2 separate regions of the Homo sapiens genome follow, and region 2 is linked to region 1. A link is a loop called in an ENCODE intact Hi-C map of the cell type or tissue named here. Cell type or tissue: IMR-90. All regions are shown on one strand. Links, peaks and the distances in the headings refer to the core of each region. The heading gives the core; the rest is flanking DNA.

The links. A loop is a pair of places that touch in the nucleus more often than their neighbours do. Peaks named below come from ENCODE experiments on the same cell type or tissue, not always from the same donor. Only the 100,000 strongest peaks of a DNase experiment are listed, where the experiment ranks them.
Region 2: a loop joins it to region 1, with 2.6 times the contacts of the local background. A loop is called at or near these places in 6 of 110 quality-filtered maps.

The regions. Positions count from the first base shown.
Region 1 is chr1:24,915,871-24,924,194 of GRCh38, reverse strand. It overlaps RUNX3 (RUNX family transcription factor 3), which reads left to right. Exons shown (of 5, transcript NM_004350.3): 3 at 4,851-4,955. It overlaps MIR6731 (microRNA 6731), which reads left to right and starts at 4,779; the gene lies at 4,779-4,850. In IMR-90, for the core only: no CTCF peak of the experiment used is centred there; a DNase peak (open chromatin) is centred at 3,804; H3K4me3 peaks cover 269 bases; H3K27me3 peaks cover 1,255 bases.
Region 2 is chr1:24,858,757-24,867,080 of GRCh38, reverse strand. LOC105376876 (a long non-coding RNA gene) reads right to left here. Exons shown (of 3, transcript XR_947082.3): 2 at 3,556-3,893; 3 at 1,343-1,850. Among named protein-coding and RNA genes, the nearest start is that of MIR6731, 56 kb to the left of the region's middle. RefSeq lists an enhancer at 1-786. In IMR-90, for the core only: a CTCF peak has its summit at 4,677; no DNase peak of the experiment used is centred there; H3K27me3 peaks cover 2,524 bases.

The DNA.
Region 1 (8,324 bases), core at 270-8,269:
GTTGTTCACTGTGTTGCTCAGGCTGGTCTTGAACTCCTGGACTCAAGCGATCCTCCTGCCTCAGCCTCTCAAAGTGTTGGGATTACAGGCATGAGCCACTGCGACCAGCCAGAGAACTTTTATAAGCAAGTTTTTCCCTCCCAGGAAGAATTGAATCTTCACCACCCTGGGCAGCGTTGGGTGCTGGCATCCCCCACCACATACACGCACCCCACCCCTAACGCTGGCAGTGCCACCCCAACACTATGTTGACCACACGCCACCACAAATCCCAAAAATGCCCCTCTAGCAGGCGGCCACTGGCCTAAGTGAAAATGAAAAGCACATGAGCTCTCGAGCTGTGATCAACTGGTTAAAAAGCAACTGTGTGTCGACAGAGATTCGGGGTGCAGTGTGCCGGTGCAGGCTGAGGGGAACCGCTGGTTGGGGGAGAGATGAATGGCTTCTTGGCTGAAGCTGAGAAAACCCCGAGGTCCCCTGAGACTGAGACACGTCCCCTCCCCCCACCCATGCAGCTCCTGTGGGTGGGGCGGGGACCTTATACACATAGGAACCCAGGCAGAGAATGCTCAAGGACTTGCCTGAGGCCCTGCTGCCACCCCGGCTGGTTGATGATGGGTCCTGGAGGAGTTTCTGGAGCCCTAAAGGAAACCCATTTCCCAGACCAAGACTTCTCCCCTGCAACCAGGGCCAGCCCTCAGAGAGCCTGGGTTTACACTTCCTGGGCTCCTGATGGATTGCAGGTTTGCCTGGGACTCCTGCACAGAGTTATATCTAGAGGCTGAGAGAGAGGGATGGATGGGTTTGCCACTGCCAGGCAGAGAGAGAGCTGGGCAGGGCCGGGGTAGCTGAGGGGCACTCAGGGAGACAGCTTTCTCCCACCCCTGCTCCCCAGGCTCCCTGTCTCCCGAGGTCCAGGACTCCTGCCCCTCCCTCTCACTCCTCCTCTTAGGCCCCACACTCCTCTCCTTTGTACCTGGGAGGGGTGGTGACAGGCGTGGAAGCTGGTGGAAGCGGCCGAGGAGTGCTGGTGACCTCAGGGGTGGCATGTGGTTTGCTACCTGGTATGGGTGGGGGCTTCTCACTTCTCAGGAGCGGGACGTTAGTACCTGTGTGCAAAATGGGAGCCATTATCTCTGCCCTTAATTTATTTAACAAATGTTGTTGAGCACCTACTCTGTGCCGGATGCCGTCCTAGGGGCTGGAGACACTGCATGAACAAGACAAAAACTTGGGCCCCTGGGGAGGTTATAATCTAGTAGAAGGAGACAAAATGAGTAGATGGATTATTAAAAGCATATGCATTGTGAGAAAATTCCAGCAGGTGCAGGGAATAGAGAAAGGGAGTGGTAGGGCCTGTGATACTTCAGGTTGAGCTGCTTAGCGCTTTTTTTTTTTTTTTTTTTTTTTTTGCCCTGTGGGCCCCTCTGATAGCTGGTGAAGCCCGCACACCTTTCTCAGAACAATGATATTTTTAAGGTATAAAATCAAATACAAAGTATTACAATAGAAACCATTTCTATTAAAACATAGCAAAATACTTTAAAAATTGTGGTAAATGTGCTGCTTTATTCAATGTATTAAATAAGATCTAGCATTGGGCCTAATGACAACCATGGTTTTGAAGTTGTGATGAGCATAAAAGATATTTAGAGCAATCTGCAGCAACTGTAATGTGATATGTAAGTATCTGTGACGTCTGTTGGTGACAAGGTCACAGGTACGGCTGATAATACCTCTGTGGTTTGTTGCCTACGCTCGTACTTGAGAGTGATGCTAAATTTCAGTTAGAGGTTAGGGACAATACAATTGTAATTTTTTCCTACCCTAGTTCTCAGGCTCATTCAACTCTACGGAGCCAAGTTAAAAATGCCTTCCAGGTGTAGTGGTTTACGACTGTAATCCCAACACTTTGGGAGGCCAAGGCAGGAGGATCACTTGAGCCCAGGAGTTCAAGACCAGCCTGGGCACATAGTAAAAGCTTGAAAAAAAAAAAAAAGAAAGAAAGGAAAGAAAGAAAAGAAAGGAAAGGAAGGAAGGAAGGGAGGGAAGGAAAAGAAGGAAGGGAAAAAAAGAAATAGCCGGGCATGGTGGCGCTCACCTGTTGTCCCAGCTACTCAGGAGGCTGAGACAGGAGGATCACTTGAGCCCGGGAGGTCCAGGCTGCAGTGAGCTATGATCATGCCACTGCACTCCAACCTGGGTGACAGAGCAAGACCTTGTCTCAAAAAAATTAATTAAAATTAAAAATGCCTACTTCAGATAAAGTGACCAGGGAAGGCCTGACTGAGAAGGTGGGCGACCTGAAGGAGGGTTTTAGTAAGCTTTCAAATGCTGCTGTGGGCCCGGGGCCCTGTGGCAGGGCACTGGGACCCATTAGTCCTCCGTGTCTCCAGTCTGGCCCCTAGGGCTCTGGGCTGTCTGCCTAAACTCCCCGTCATAACCAAGAAGGTGCTGGACAATGCTGGCAGGGTCAGAGGCTCAGGGACCCCAGGAGAGTGCTGGGCTGGTTGGAGGAGAAAGAGGTCCAGCAGAGAAATGACCTCAGAGTGAGGAAAGGCAGTAGGAGGGGTCGGGCAGGGAGCCCGAGGCATCTGCCTGGCACTTCCCTAGACCATCTGCACTTCTGCTTCCAGAAATCATACAAAGTGGCCCCTGTGACCTGAGAGTGGGAGACCAGGTCTGTTCTGACCTGGGGCTCCGGGGGCAAGTGCAGTCAGAATTTCTATCCCTGCCTCAGCCGACTGGCTTAGGAAAAGGCTTCCAGAGAAGCCCCTCATTTCCCAGCTGGAGTGACACTCAGTGGGTCTTGAGCTTTAAATTCCCCCTGGTGTCTCAGAGGGCCTTGGGTCCTGTGGCATGGCTCCTGGCAGCCTGGCTGGTTTAATTTTGTTCCGGATTCTCCTGCCTCTGGGGCTAGAATTTTCACTTGATCAGTTGACTAACAAGTACCCGGCCATGCAAAGAGAACTGTGAGATACTGGTCTCCACCCTGAGCTTCATCTCCCACCTGCAACGTGGGGCTGTTGAAACCTACCTGCTCACTTTGGAGGCGTGTCAGGGGGACACCAGAGGGATGCGCTTGGGCAGCCTCTCTCCTTGACCATCCTGTGCCAGCCCTGGGGTACAGGTGAGAGTGCGAGACCATTGGCCCCTACCCACAGGGAGTTCCCAGGCCTGTACGTGGGATCCAGAGGCAGGGATAGGGGGATAAAGTCTGGCTTGGGGGATCCGCAAATCTCCCCCGCTCCCGGCCACCAATCTCATAAAGCATGAGGCTGTGGATCGTAATAGAGAATAGGGTGAGAGGAGGACTCTTACCCAGACCCCCAAACTCCCAGACACATCAGAGAATTCACTGTAGAAAGTAGAGAGAAGACTGTCGAAAGTAAATCTTCATAAACTGCTTTCTACACGGAGAAACCCGTCTGAACATAAAACGATAGAAGAACGAGAAATAGAAGTGAAAATGAAAAACCACCCAGCGTGTGAAGGCAAAATGTGCAGGCCTGTGCCCGGGGAAACTGATGGCCACAAATACAGCATGGAAAGTATTAACAAGCTTAATATATAGCAATTTTTAAAAGGCACTAAAACCTTCACAGGAAAGTAAAAGAACATGAAGCAGTAATTTGTGTTGGATTATGATGGATAATAATCATATAAAAAGTTTCATTCTCACTAGTAATAGAAAAAAAGGCAAACAAAATCAAGAGCGTGTAAAAGATCTTCCATCTTGATAGACACATCCCTGGGGTGTGACGCAGCCTCACACGCGAGGGTGACGACTAAATCTCTCCGGAGAGTCATCTCACTCCAAGAGGGATCCGCGCCCGTAATATGTCCCAACCCTCTGCTGCCGTGAAATCACTCACCGCTTCTTGGAATCTCTTCTAAGGAAATAAGCAGAGATGCAGACAAAGATTTTTATAAACAGAAGGTCACTTTCATTTTATTTTAAATGGTAAAAAAAAAAAAAAGTAGTATTTTAAAAGTTTTTTCCCCTCTCAGGAATTTTGAATGGAGACTTTGGAGCCAAATGTCTATCTAAAAATAGAACATTCTGGAAATAACAGTTGTGTCTACAGAAGAAATGTCTGCAGCTCCCAAATCAGTCCTTTTTCAGCTCCAGCTGCACACATCAATAAGAAATTAGCAACGATGTAAATACCCGAGAGTAAGGAGGTAGATAAATAAAAGATGAGGAGGCTTCCTTGAGTTGAAATATTTTGCAGCCATTAAAAACGAAGTTTATGGAGTTTTAATGACGTGGGAAAGTGCTTCTGATGTGAGGTTAAATGAAAAAAAAAACAGTATGAAAATCTGTATTTTAGTACCACTGCGACTGTGTAAATATACAAACCCATACAAAAAGAGCTGAAAGGGAAAACACCAAATGGTAACGGTGTCTATCTCCAGCTAGTGGAACCGTGGGGGGGGGGTGTCTTTTCTTCTTTATTTATATTTTGTATGTTCTTGAATTTTTCTACAAAGATCACCAATTACTTTCAGAAAATAGAATATACCCATCCTGCTCCCCACCACAAAATCGTGTGGGTCTCTGAATAGAAGAGACAGCAGAAAGGCCAAGAAGAGGGGAACATGAGCCAGGGTGGTCACGGCATGGGGCGGGGGGTTGACAAAGTTGGCGTCAGACCCCCAGGGGCCTTGAATGCCAAGCCCAAGAGCTTGAACTTCACCCAGAGCCCTATCTTCTGCCCATGTTCAAAGAGGACAGAGTGCCCCTTCTTGACAGTTAGGGGCTTCCAGGGGTAGATACAGGTGGGAGAGCAGGGTATTGTGGAAGCTCCAGGTGCCAACCACCTGCCTCTATTCCCCACTCTCCCCAGGGAAGAGTTTCACCCTGACCATCACTGTGTTCACCAACCCCACCCAAGTGGCGACCTACCACCGAGCCATCAAGGTGACCGTGGACGGACCCCGGGAGCCCAGACGTAAGTGCCACCGAGCCCCCTGAGCCCCTGCGCGGGGGAGGAGGGTCCAGTGCGGGAAGGACAGCAGCTAGGTCAGACAGATGGAGCCCTCCTCGGGGGGTTGCAGTCCTTGGCTCTGTGCCCCCACACACTGCGTGCCTGCTGGCAAACCCCTAAACCCTCTGGGCTTAGCCTGAGACCGTGGGAGGCCAGCGAGGAGGCTGGGAGTGGAGATGACTGTCCATGGAGACTACTGAGGGAGTCAAGGAAAGGAAAAGGATGGAGAAAGCTTTCAGATATGGCATTTGTCGGGTGCTTGTGTGTTTCTGGGTGGAGGTTGAGCCAGGCTTGCTTTACTCTGCCCCCAGCTTCTCTGCGGGTGGCTGAGGGATGCATGGAGGGCAGGAGTGATCAAAAGTCAGGGGCTGGTCTGGCTGTGAGGCCAGGCCTCTTCCTTGGAAACTGAGTCTTTGAATCTTAGCATGTGACTTGCTCAGGTCACCCAGAGTCCGGGCACCCAGACCCTATGAGCAGGGAGTTCTGGTCCATCAAAGCGAGTTTGTGTTTAATTCTCTCTGCTTGCTGAAGGTCAGATTAAGGCTGGGGAAGTGGGAGGGTAGGCTGAGGCTCTGTGTCCACAGAATGAATGAATGACTGACTGACTGACTGACTGAATGAATGAATGAATGAATGAAATAGAGCCAGCCAGCTTCCTGAGCTCCATCCCACCTCCCCAAGGCATTTTCAGCTTGGTGCACTGAAGGTTGGCCCACCCCTCTCTTTCTCAGAAATGTGACCCTTTGTAGTTTAGAAGACCTTTTAGCAGTCACTATTGAATGGGATCTTGATGACAGCAGAGCCAGAGGGGTCACCCAAGTTCCAGTGAGGAGAGAATCCAGGCCTGAGGGAGTTGGGTACCTGAATAGGACCTAATGCTGTGCAAGGAGCAGGAAGGCGCCCCAGGCTTCAGTCTTCCCAGAGGCAAGATTCTAGGCTGAGCAGGCCTGGGGCAGGAGGCCTGGGGCAGGAGGCCTAGCCCTGGGCTGGCCCCTCCCTTCTTGGGAGTCAGCTGGGCCTGACACCCCATCATCCAATTCCTGGGCCCATCCCAGCATCTGGCCACTTGGGAAAGGCTTGGAGCTGAGTCCAGCAGCCCTGGAAGAGTTTCCCTCCAGGGCTCTCAGGGTCACCTCTGCCAGCCCTGAGCCCCGGCACGCATCCTCAGGCCTGCACCGTCAGCTCCCAGCCAGCACTTGCCCTGGCCACACTCCTGCTGGTTCCCTCCTGCTGAGATCAGACATAGACCAGCCCATGCCCTTGGCCTTGGGCTTCATGACCCTAGGCAAGTCATGTCTTCTTTGTGGCCTCAGTTTTGTCATCTGAGAACTGGATCAGTGACTCCAGGAGTCTCAAGGTGGTGATGGCTGGGAAGCCCTCATGAGCCATAGACCACCATGGTGTAGAGAGCAGTTTCCAAGCCAGCCTTCCTGGCTGTGGGTCCTTGGGCTAGTCATCTCCGTGCCTCAGTTTCCTGAACTGAAAAATGATATTCGCACAAGCAGCTACCTCATGATGCTATTGCGAGGAAACAGTGGCTTAATCTATAGAAAGCACTTAGCGGTGGGGGTTAGCAAGGGATCCGTCACTTTAGCCAGGGCTGTTATCTGCAGTGTGACCTAGGGCAAGTCACTGACCTCTCTGGGCCTCAGCTCCCTCCTCCATGAAGTGTGATGATGCCACCCACCCTGCGGACCTGGAGATCAGGGGCGACATGTGGACAGCACGTGGCCGTAGCACAGAGGGGTCCCATGAGTCACTGGGTCCGCAGCGTTTTGTCGTCCTCAGTACCCAGCCCCCTTCCTGCACTCCCACCACCACCATTAGTCAACGGTGAGCTCTCTCATGGGCAGCAGCTGGGTGGCTGCCTTGGTAATAGAGGTGCAGGTATCAAGTCTCCATTGAAGGAGGTGGCAGCCCTGCCCTATGTCTCCAGGGGCAGGGTCAGCATGGACAGGAGCCTCAGTTGGGCTCTGGGTGGGGATGCGGCACTCAGAAGCCACTCCAGAAAGAGGGGAGCCACTCCAGAAAGAGGGAGGCACGGGACGGGGTCTTGACGCTTGGTGGGAAGATCCAAGGGACCGGGCAAGGTTGGCCCCTCTGAGAGCCCTCCATGCTCAGCCCAGCCCACCCCAGAGCCGCCCACTCTGCCCTGCTGGGACCCCTGGATGAGCATGGAGACTCAGCCCTGCCTGTGGGAGATTCCAGCAGAATCCCCTGCCTGCTCTTCCCTGCCTGGGTCTCCCAGACCTGAGATGGCCCCTTCTGGGGTGAGCTGGAAGGTAAATGCGTGGCTCAGGACGAGGCAACAAGAGGGAGGGACAGAGGCTGGGCCTGGAGACCCACGGCGTCAGAAGCCAGGCTTGCTGCACCACCTGAGACAGGTGACCTCCCTCTCTGGGCCCCGGCAGCGGCTGGATCAGTGGTTTTATTTACAGAACAGAGCAGAGATGGAGTCGGGGGGCAGTCTACTAGGTCCCCCATCCTTAGGACCTGCCTGTTCCTGTCCCTGGCATATCCTGGCCCTGAGATCAGGTCCCCCCCCATACCCTGGGTTGCAGCCCCACTCCTTTGTCTTTGGCCCTGGACAAATCCTTGGCCTTTCGGGTCCTCAGCGTCCCCATCTGTAAGAGTGAAGGGACCAGCTCAGCGGCTCCTGGTCACTGAGCAACCCCCTCCCTTGCGTCAGGCCCTGTGCAAAGTCCCCAGTAACTGATCTCTTGGGCAACCCCAGGAGAGGATAGAGGCCAGGGCGCAAAACCTTTTGCCCAAGGTGACTGTCAGCACACCCTGGGGGCTCCGACCCGGGGGCTGCGGGAAGTGAGGGCCACTTGGAAGGGCCTTTTCACCTCAGTGTGCTCAGCTGTCAAATGGATGGTATTGGTGTCTGCCTAGGGGAGTCGCTGTGAAGGTTGACTGAGTTTACCGGGGCCTGGCCCCAGGAAGTGCCCCCACAACCTTCACAGGTTGTTACAGGCCTTTTGTGCTCCTGGACTTCCTTTCCCGGCTTTTTTCCTGTTTTGCCACCTCCGACCCTCTGAAATCTGAGCCCGCTGTGGGGTGAAGTGGGAGTAGGGGCTGGTCCTGGGAGCCAAGGACTGGGAATCTGTAGATCCCTGAGGCCGGCTGTGGGTTCTGTGGCCGGGTCGTTCCCCTCTGGTGCCCTGCAGAGCGTGCCCGGCCTGCAGCCAGGTGGCCAGCTGGGTTTGAAGGCTGGCTTGGTGGCTTCCTGCCTGTGTGGCCTCGGTTTCTGAGGTTCTCAGTGCTGGTGTCCCTCAGAGTCACTGGGGGCTGGTTAAGAAGCAGGTTGCTGAGCCAGGTCCAGGATCCCAG
Region 2 (8,324 bases), core at 92-8,091, 57 kb after region 1:
GGTGCATGATAAATGCTCACTTCAGGAATGAATAAAGCGCACCTTATAGAGCACATGGTGTTTTCATGGCCGTAACACACTCAGTCCACACAAGCCTGCAAGGTAGGTGGTTACTCGCCCCTTTTGCATATGAGCACATTGAGGCTCGGAGGGGTGAAGGGATTTGGCAGAAGTTACACAACCAGAAAGTGGCAGAGCTGGGACCACAAGCCCCAGTCTTTCTGACTCTGAACCTCTTGCTCTCCCAGGGGAAGGCATGAACCCTGCCCCGGTGCCCTCGGCACTGGGCAACATCTCCCCTTGCATGAGGAGTCTGCTCTGAGTCACCTGTCCTGTCCTGCCCGTTGTTGCTGTGATCAGTGTCATTTGGGAACCCATAATTCCCCACTGGAGTCAGTCTTGCTTGGAGGTCAGAACCTGCTTCATCCCGTTCTGGCTGTGTGAGCCTGGGCAAGCCACTTCGCCTGCCTGGGTTTCAGTTTCCTTGTCTGTAAAATGAGCACAGTAGCCATCCCCACAGCCTGCTACAGCATCAGAGCCCAGTAAACGGGAACTGTTATTCGTGTCACTTTATGCACATGCGGATATTAAAATATTTTCACTACCAAAGTGGTTGCTCCATCCATTCTAGTTACAAAAAATTATAATGACACACAAAGTGAATGAGCTCCTGGCACCCACTGCTGGTTTGGTGAGTAATTTCCAAGACTGTTTTTTGCCTCATCGAAAGAAATCGAGGAGGGGATTAAAATTATAAGCCTCGCCATCCTGCGCTGCTGAGTCCTAACTTGATTCTTCCACTCAGCTCTTTGTCTCAGAGACGTCCCTATGCTTTATCTTTCATTTTTATTTATTTTTTTTTTCTTTCCTTCCTTCCTTCCTTTCTTATTTTCTTTTGTAGAGACAGAGTCTCACTCTGTGGCCCAGGCCGGAGTGCAGTGGTGCGATCGTGGTTCACTGCAGCCTGGACCTCCTGGGCTCAAGCCATCCTCCCCACTCAGCCACCCAAGTATCTGGGACTACAGTGTGTGCCACCATGCTCCGCTGGTTTTTTGTTTGTTTGTTTGTTTGTTTGTTGAGACAGAGTCTCGCTTTGTCACCCAGGCTGGAGTGCAGTGGTACTACAGGTGTGCACCACTACACCTGGCTAATTTTTCTATTTTTAGGAGAGATGGGGTTTCATCATGTTGGCTAGGCTGGGCTTGAACTCCTGGCCTCAAGTGATCCGCCTGCCTTGGCCTCCCAAAGTACTGGGATTACAGGTGAGCCACCGCACCCAGCCCCAGCTGATTTTTTAAATAATTTTTTTTAGAGATGAGGTATTGCTATTTTGCCCATACTTGTCTCAAACTTCTGGTCTCCAGCAATCCTCCTGCCTTGGCTGGGATTCCAGGCATGGGCCACTCTGCCCGGCTGCTGTACCTTTTATGGAATATGCTCCCTCCTGCCTTCTGTTTTGACCTTCACAGGTCTGTGACATGAACTGGGCAGGCAGCATCCCCTTTTTGCGGATGGAAAAACTGAAGTTCCAAAAAGTAAATGACATCTGCCAAAGGTCACACAGGGAGGAAGCGGCTACATCCCAAATCCAGATCTTCCCACTCTGGATGGCTGAAGATGTGTTTTCCAGGATCCACTGCCCACTCGGAGACAGACTGCTCTGTACAGCTTCATTGTTTTCATTCATCCGTTCCTTCCTTCATTCATTCCACCTGTGCCGGAAGCCAGGCCTCCTGCTGCGATGAGTAAGATTCCAGTAGTGGCTGTGTACAATTGGCATTCACAAAGGCAGATGAGAAGTCTTCAGCTGCTCCCCACACCACGCAGGTCTCGTTCCTGTGGGGAGAGCACTGGGAGGAAAGGGGAGAAAGAATCTTCATTTCTTTTCTTTTCTTTTTTTTTTTTCTTGAGATGGAGATTGCTCTGTCGCCCAGGCTGGAGTGCAGTGGCACGATCTCGGCTCATTGCAACCTCCACCTCCCAGGTTCAAGTGATTCTCCTACTCTGCTTCCCAAGTAGCTGGGATTACAGGCATGAGCCACCATGCCCTCCTAATTTTTGTATTTTTAGTAGAGACAGGGTTTTGCCATGATGGCCAGGCTGGTCTCCAACTCTTGACCTCAGGTGATCTGCCTGTCTCAGCCTCCAAAGTGCTGGGATTACAGGCATGAGCCACTGCGCCCTGGCTGGGATCTTCATTTCTATGCTGCTTATAGTTTTAGAGACAAGCAAACATGATTTCTTTTGTTACTAAAAAGAAATAAAAAAAACAAAACCAGTGGGATCCCTAGACAGAGGTACACTCAGGGTAAAGCCAGGTGAGAAACTGGGTGTGGGCTGTGCCCTGGCCTTGCTGAACGGCTTTACTGGGCGGCCCAGGACACCTGAAATCTGAGACGCCAGCTCCTGGGCAAAGTCTCAGAACGTCAAAGGGTAAAAAAGGGAAGCGTGGAACTGTCAGCAGTGCTGAGGCCTCATTAAGAGAGCCCCCAAAACCCAAAGGTCATTTCCTCCTGCACAGTGGATGTGTTTATTTTACATATCTGGCCAAGCACAGGGGAAAAAGCCAGGCTATAGAGCCAAGGGGCCGAGAAAGAAAGGGGAGAAAAGAAAACAGAAAGTGAAGTGGTGTTTTATGAGCAGCTTTAAATCCCCCTCCCACAATGAATCATGAGGGCTGCTAACGAGGACGACTCCAGAAAGTCTAGGGGTGGGAGTCAGGGGAAACAGGGAAATCGGATCAACATGGATGAAAACTCATGTGTGCTTGCTCACACATACACACACATGCACGCACATGCACACACGCACACACATGCAGACACGCATACACACACATGCACACATGTATACACACATGCATGCACACGCACGCTCAAACATATGCACACACACGGAGCTGTTCTGAGGAGAACAGAGGTGGGGAAGAGAACACATAACCTACGAGGTTAAAAACGCCAGCTGGGCCGGGTGCGGTGGCTCACGCCTGTAATCTCAGCACTTTGGGAGGCCAAGGCAGGAGGATAACCTGAGGTCAGGATTTCGAGACCAGCTTGACCAACATGGCAAAACCCCATCTCTACTAAAAATACAAAACAATTAGCTGGGCGGGGTGGTGTGTGCCTCTAATCCCAGCTACTCAGGAAGCTGAGGCAAGAGAATCGCTTGAATTGAAGAGGCAGAGGTTGCAGTGAGCTGAGATTGCGCCACTGCACTCCAGCCTGGGTGACAGAGCGGGACTCTGCCTTGAAAAAAATAAATAAAATAACAACAATGACAACAACAATCCCAGCTGTCCCAAGAAGAGCCCTGTGTGGAGAACCTTCATGGCCGAGGCCAGGGGCAGCAGGGAGACACTGCCACTGGCAGGAGCTGAGCTCCACTCCTGTGGGCTCCCCAGCATCATGGTCACCCTCAGGGAGCACCTGGGCCTCACTGTCTTGTACCCCACCATCCCCTCACATGGGGCCTAGAAGTTAGGCCTGGTACAAGTGTGGTCTCACACATACACACTCACATGCACACGCACACGCACTCATTTACACACACACACACCTCTTTAATGTCTTCTCCTCTGGAGGAATCTTGGCCAACCTCTTTAATGTCTTTTCCTCTGGAGGAATCTTGGCCAACCTCTTTAATGTCTTTTCCTCTGGAGACATCTTGGCCAACCTCCGAAAGGTGGACTGTGACTCCTGTGTTTTCCACAATTGCCAGCCCCTGCCCCTTGGGTGGCAGCAGGAGGCAGTTTCTGGCACACGGGGTGACACTGGGCGCCTGGGTCCGGCCGCGCGCCAAGCTCCTAGTGCAGGGCCTGGTTCAGCGCCTCCAGGAATGGAAGGTTTTCTTTTCAGCATCACTGTGCTCATCCTAGGTAGGGACCTTGGGAGGGCCTGTGGGAAGGGTGGAGAGAAGAAAAGATGGACAGAAGATGCAGGAGGAGGGTGGCCAGGGAGGGAGAGCCCAGGGAACAGTGTCCAGGTCAGCCAGCTCATCAGACACCCAGGCCCACCTCGAGGGACTGGAAGTGGGTCCACTGTAGGGTGAGGCAGGAGCTGGTGGGCAGCCTGTGCCCCTGGCATGGGGCCTGAAGTCACTACAGGTCACCGATACTGGCAGTCAGGAAGGAAAACTGGATGTGGACCCCCTGGGCCCCACGAGGATGGGGTAAGCACACCTACCACTGAGCCTGGGAAAGGGAAATGCGGGTTTGGGAGCCAGGAGGAGACAGAGTTGGCCCAGAAAGATGTCTGGTGTCCACTCAGTCATGCAGGGAAGCTTTGCCCACAGCTGTCAGCCCTCAGCACACCACTGACTACTCCAGGGCTCAATTTCTCGCAGTCTCTGAGACACTGGGGGGTCCCATCTCCCATAGATTTAAGGCTCATTCGAATGCTACTGACTGTCCCTACCCACACGGCCCCTCCCCGCGGCTGCCTCTCCTCCCAGCGCCTCTCCCTCAAGACACTGCCATCAGCAGCTCAGAAGCGGCCAAGAATTTCCACTAATTGCCTCTCCCTGCAAAACAAACAAACCAAAAGGAGTCACAGTTTAAGTGTCTTTTGGTCTGCTGCCTGATCTTCTTTAAGCCCAGCCTGATTTCTTCTAGGTCCAGGTGTACAAAAACGTCACCTTTTCTGACAGTGGAGAAACAGCCACCGAGTTTTCATGCAGGCCACAGGGAGGAGCTTGTTCTGGAGAATAATACAGCAAAGAAGACTGGCGAGTGCAGCCTTGAAACGATTCAAGGCCGTAGCTCGCCCCTCCTAAGCACCTCTCCAAACTGCGGTGCCTCTGTGGGGAGTGTGGCAAAGCTAACAGCAGCTTCTGCCAGAAGGGAGTGCCCGTCTGAGAGCCTGCGGCCACCGTCTAGGACAGGGATGCGGTAAACTCTCTGTTGTCTGAAGGAGGGGCCTGTGGGGAGAGTGACGGGCCTGGTAGCCCCAGAATCTGCCCCCGGTCCACTCCCACCTTCTCCTTTAAGGAATGTGAGCTGCAGGCTTCAAGAGCCCCAGATGTTGGCCACCAGCTTTGAAGCTGCCACCAGCCTTCCCAGGACCAAACTGATGGCCGCGGCCAGGGTAGGAGGAGCCAGCAGCATCCCCCCACCATTTTCTGGAGGAGTCCAGGACAAGTCATATTCTCTAGCCTATGCAAGGTCGCTTGTCTGGCCGGGGTAGCCAGGATGGCCGGGTGCCCATGTGGGTCATGCCAACCTCACGTCCTTCCCCGCCGACCATACTCTGCGTATGGGAGGGGGAGCGATACCACAGAAGTTCTGGCACCTTCCTGATCTCCTTTTGCACTTCCAGGTGTCATGATTTCTGCTCTTGGGGACCTAAAGGTCAGCAGTGTCACCTACAGTGTCCCAGAGAGGGCTGGGTTTCCGTGTGCCTGAATTTCCACGTGCTCTGGACGCCCAGTGGTTCTGAACAGGGTATGGGGCATATCTGGCTGCTGAGATCCCACCGCAGACCTAACAAACAGAATCCTCAATGCCCTGGGCCCGAACAGGACTCCGGGACGCCCCCTAACAATAGCCATGTGAGACACCCTTCTTCTGACACAGCCCCAAGAGCCAACAGACCCAGGATGAAGCCTTATGATGTGTACAGCCTTAAGCAAATGACTGAACCTCTCAGAGCCTGTGCGCTCGTCCCTAAAGTAAAGATAACACTGGCACCTACTCGGTCACGAAGAAAACATGAGCTAACTCAACCCAGGGCTTCACACAGACTAAATGCCTAATAAATGGCAGCTCTTATCATGCTGTTGCTGTGGGGACAGAGAGAGTCCGCTGTGAACGACCACCTTGCCTGCTTTCAGGCTGGAGTCTGTCTGCTCCGCCTTGCTAGCCAAGTCACCCCTGCCGGTCAGGGTTGCCACATATGGGTGTATAGCTTGTGCACTGCACAAAGTGCTAGCACCGGAATTGGGGCCAAAATCCAACGTGACTCCACCGCTGAGCCATGTATGTTGGCATAAGAGGAGTTCTGCAAGGAGCACGTTTTCTCATCTGCCCAGGAGCACCTCGCAAGCAGTGACGGCTGCTGTGAAGCCCGGGCTGGGCTTGCCCCAGCCTCCGCCAGTCCCAGAACCACGGTCAGTGTTTGCCAAGTTCTGTCTCGAGCCCCAGCTCAGCCACCCTGAGAAGGTGGTGGCCAGCATCTGGCTCTCAGTACCTCCCCGACAGGAAACTGCCCAACCCCGCCCCATGCCTCCACCTGGTCCTCGAAGGCTGCAGATTCTTTATGTCTCTGCCCAACATCGCCACTGTCCCTGATGGGGTTTACAGGCCCAGGCCTAGGTGGGAGAGGAAGAAGTTTCAGGTGGGTGGAAGAGAAGAGAATGGCATTCTACTAGAAGCTGGTTTTTAATTTGCATATATAGAAATGCATATATAAGCTGGGTGCAGTCTCTTACGCCTGTAATCCCAGCACTTTGGGAGGCCGAGGCGGGTAGATCACTTGAGCTCAGGAGTTCACGACCAGCCTGGCCAACATGACAAAACCCCGTATCTACTAAAAATACAAAAATTTGCTGGGTGTGGTGGTGGGCGCCTGTAATTCCAGCTACTTGGGAGGCTGAGGCAGGAGAATCGCTTGAACCCAGGAGGCAGAGGTTGCAGTGAGCCGAGATCGCGCCACTGCACTCCAGCCTGGGCGACAAGAATGAATCTCCGTCTAAAAAAAAAAAAAAAGAAATGCACATATATAAATATATTTTTTATTTTTACAATATAATTATATAGAGAGAGTGTGCATGTGAGGGAGAGAAGGAGGACAACTTGAGAAGCTTGAAAATCTATTTATTATTAGATGACATTAGGAAATGATTGGTAGTTTTTTTAGATATTAGATTATGGGGCCGGTTACAGTGACTCATGCCTGTAATCCCAGCACTTTGGGAGGTCGAGGCAGGAGGATTGCTTGAGGCCAGGAGCTTGAGACCAGCCTGGTCAACATGACAAAACCCCGTCTCTACTAAAAATACAAAAAATTAGCTGGGCATGGTGGCATGTATCTTTGGTCCCATCTAGGGAGGCTGAGGCTCAAAAATCACTTGAACCCGTAAGGTAGAGGTTGCAGTAAGCCAAGATCATGCCACTGCGCTCCAGCCTGGGTGTTAGAGCAAAACTAAAAAAATATTATGGGCCAGGCACATTGGTTCACGTCTGTAATCTCAGCACTTTGGGAGGCTGAGGCAGGAGGATTGCTTGAGCCCCGGAGTTCAAGGCCAGCCTGGGCAACATGGTGAAACCTCATCTCTATAAATAAATAAATAAATAAATAAATAAATAAATAAATATGTGTGTGTGTGTGTGTGTGTATTAATTAAAATTAGCTGGGCAGCCGGCATTATGGCGTGCACCTGAGGTCCCATCAAGTTGGGAGGCTGAAGTGGGAGAATCACCTAATCCTAGGAAGTCAAGGCTGCAGTGAGCCGAGATTGTGCCACTTCACCCCAGCCTGGGTGACACAATGTTGAATTAGTGAAATGTCAAAATGTTTACAGCTTACTTTGAAATGTTTTGGAATAGACAGATAAAACAAATACAGCAAGTGTCAGCAGCTATTACATCTGGTTGGTGGCTGCGTGGATACTTGTATGGAGATTTGTTAGATGACTCCTGCACCTTTTCTGTATGTTTGAAAATTTTCATAATGAAAATGTCTACATAATTTCAGGTGAGAAATAGCCTCCAGGGTCACCTCAGTTCTCTTGTTCCCTCCCGACCCTGCACTTCTGTCTTTACCTCCAAGAGGAATGCCCCTGGGCACACCCCTGTCTCCTTTGGGTGTGGGGGCAGGGGTCCTCGCAGGGTGACACATTAGAGCCACTCAGAAGGGTGGGCCATTCACTGCCTCTGATTGTGCCTCCTGGAGCAGGTGACGTTGTCCTGCTCATGTCCCCCTCATCTCCTCAACCTCAGGGATACTCCTTTTGGAGTGTGAAGCTCTACAGAAAGATGTTCCTTGCTTATTTTGTATAATTAAAAAAAGGAGAAAAAGTAGACAAGTCCAACTGTCTGTCCATCAATAGGAAATTGGTGGCAAAATTTCACAGCTATGTGTTAGTACATCCCGACATGCAGGTATGTCCGTGATACTGTGAAGAAAATAGCAACTTGCAAACACTCTGTATGATGTGATGGTTTAAAAAGAAAACATGGGCCAGGTGTGGTGGCTCGTGCCTGTAATCCCAGCACTTTGGGAGGCCAAGGTGGGAGGATCACCTGAGCCTAGGAGGTGGAGGTTGCAGTGAGCCATGATCGCACCACTGTGCTCCAACCTGGGTGACAGAGCAAGATCCTGTCTCAAAAA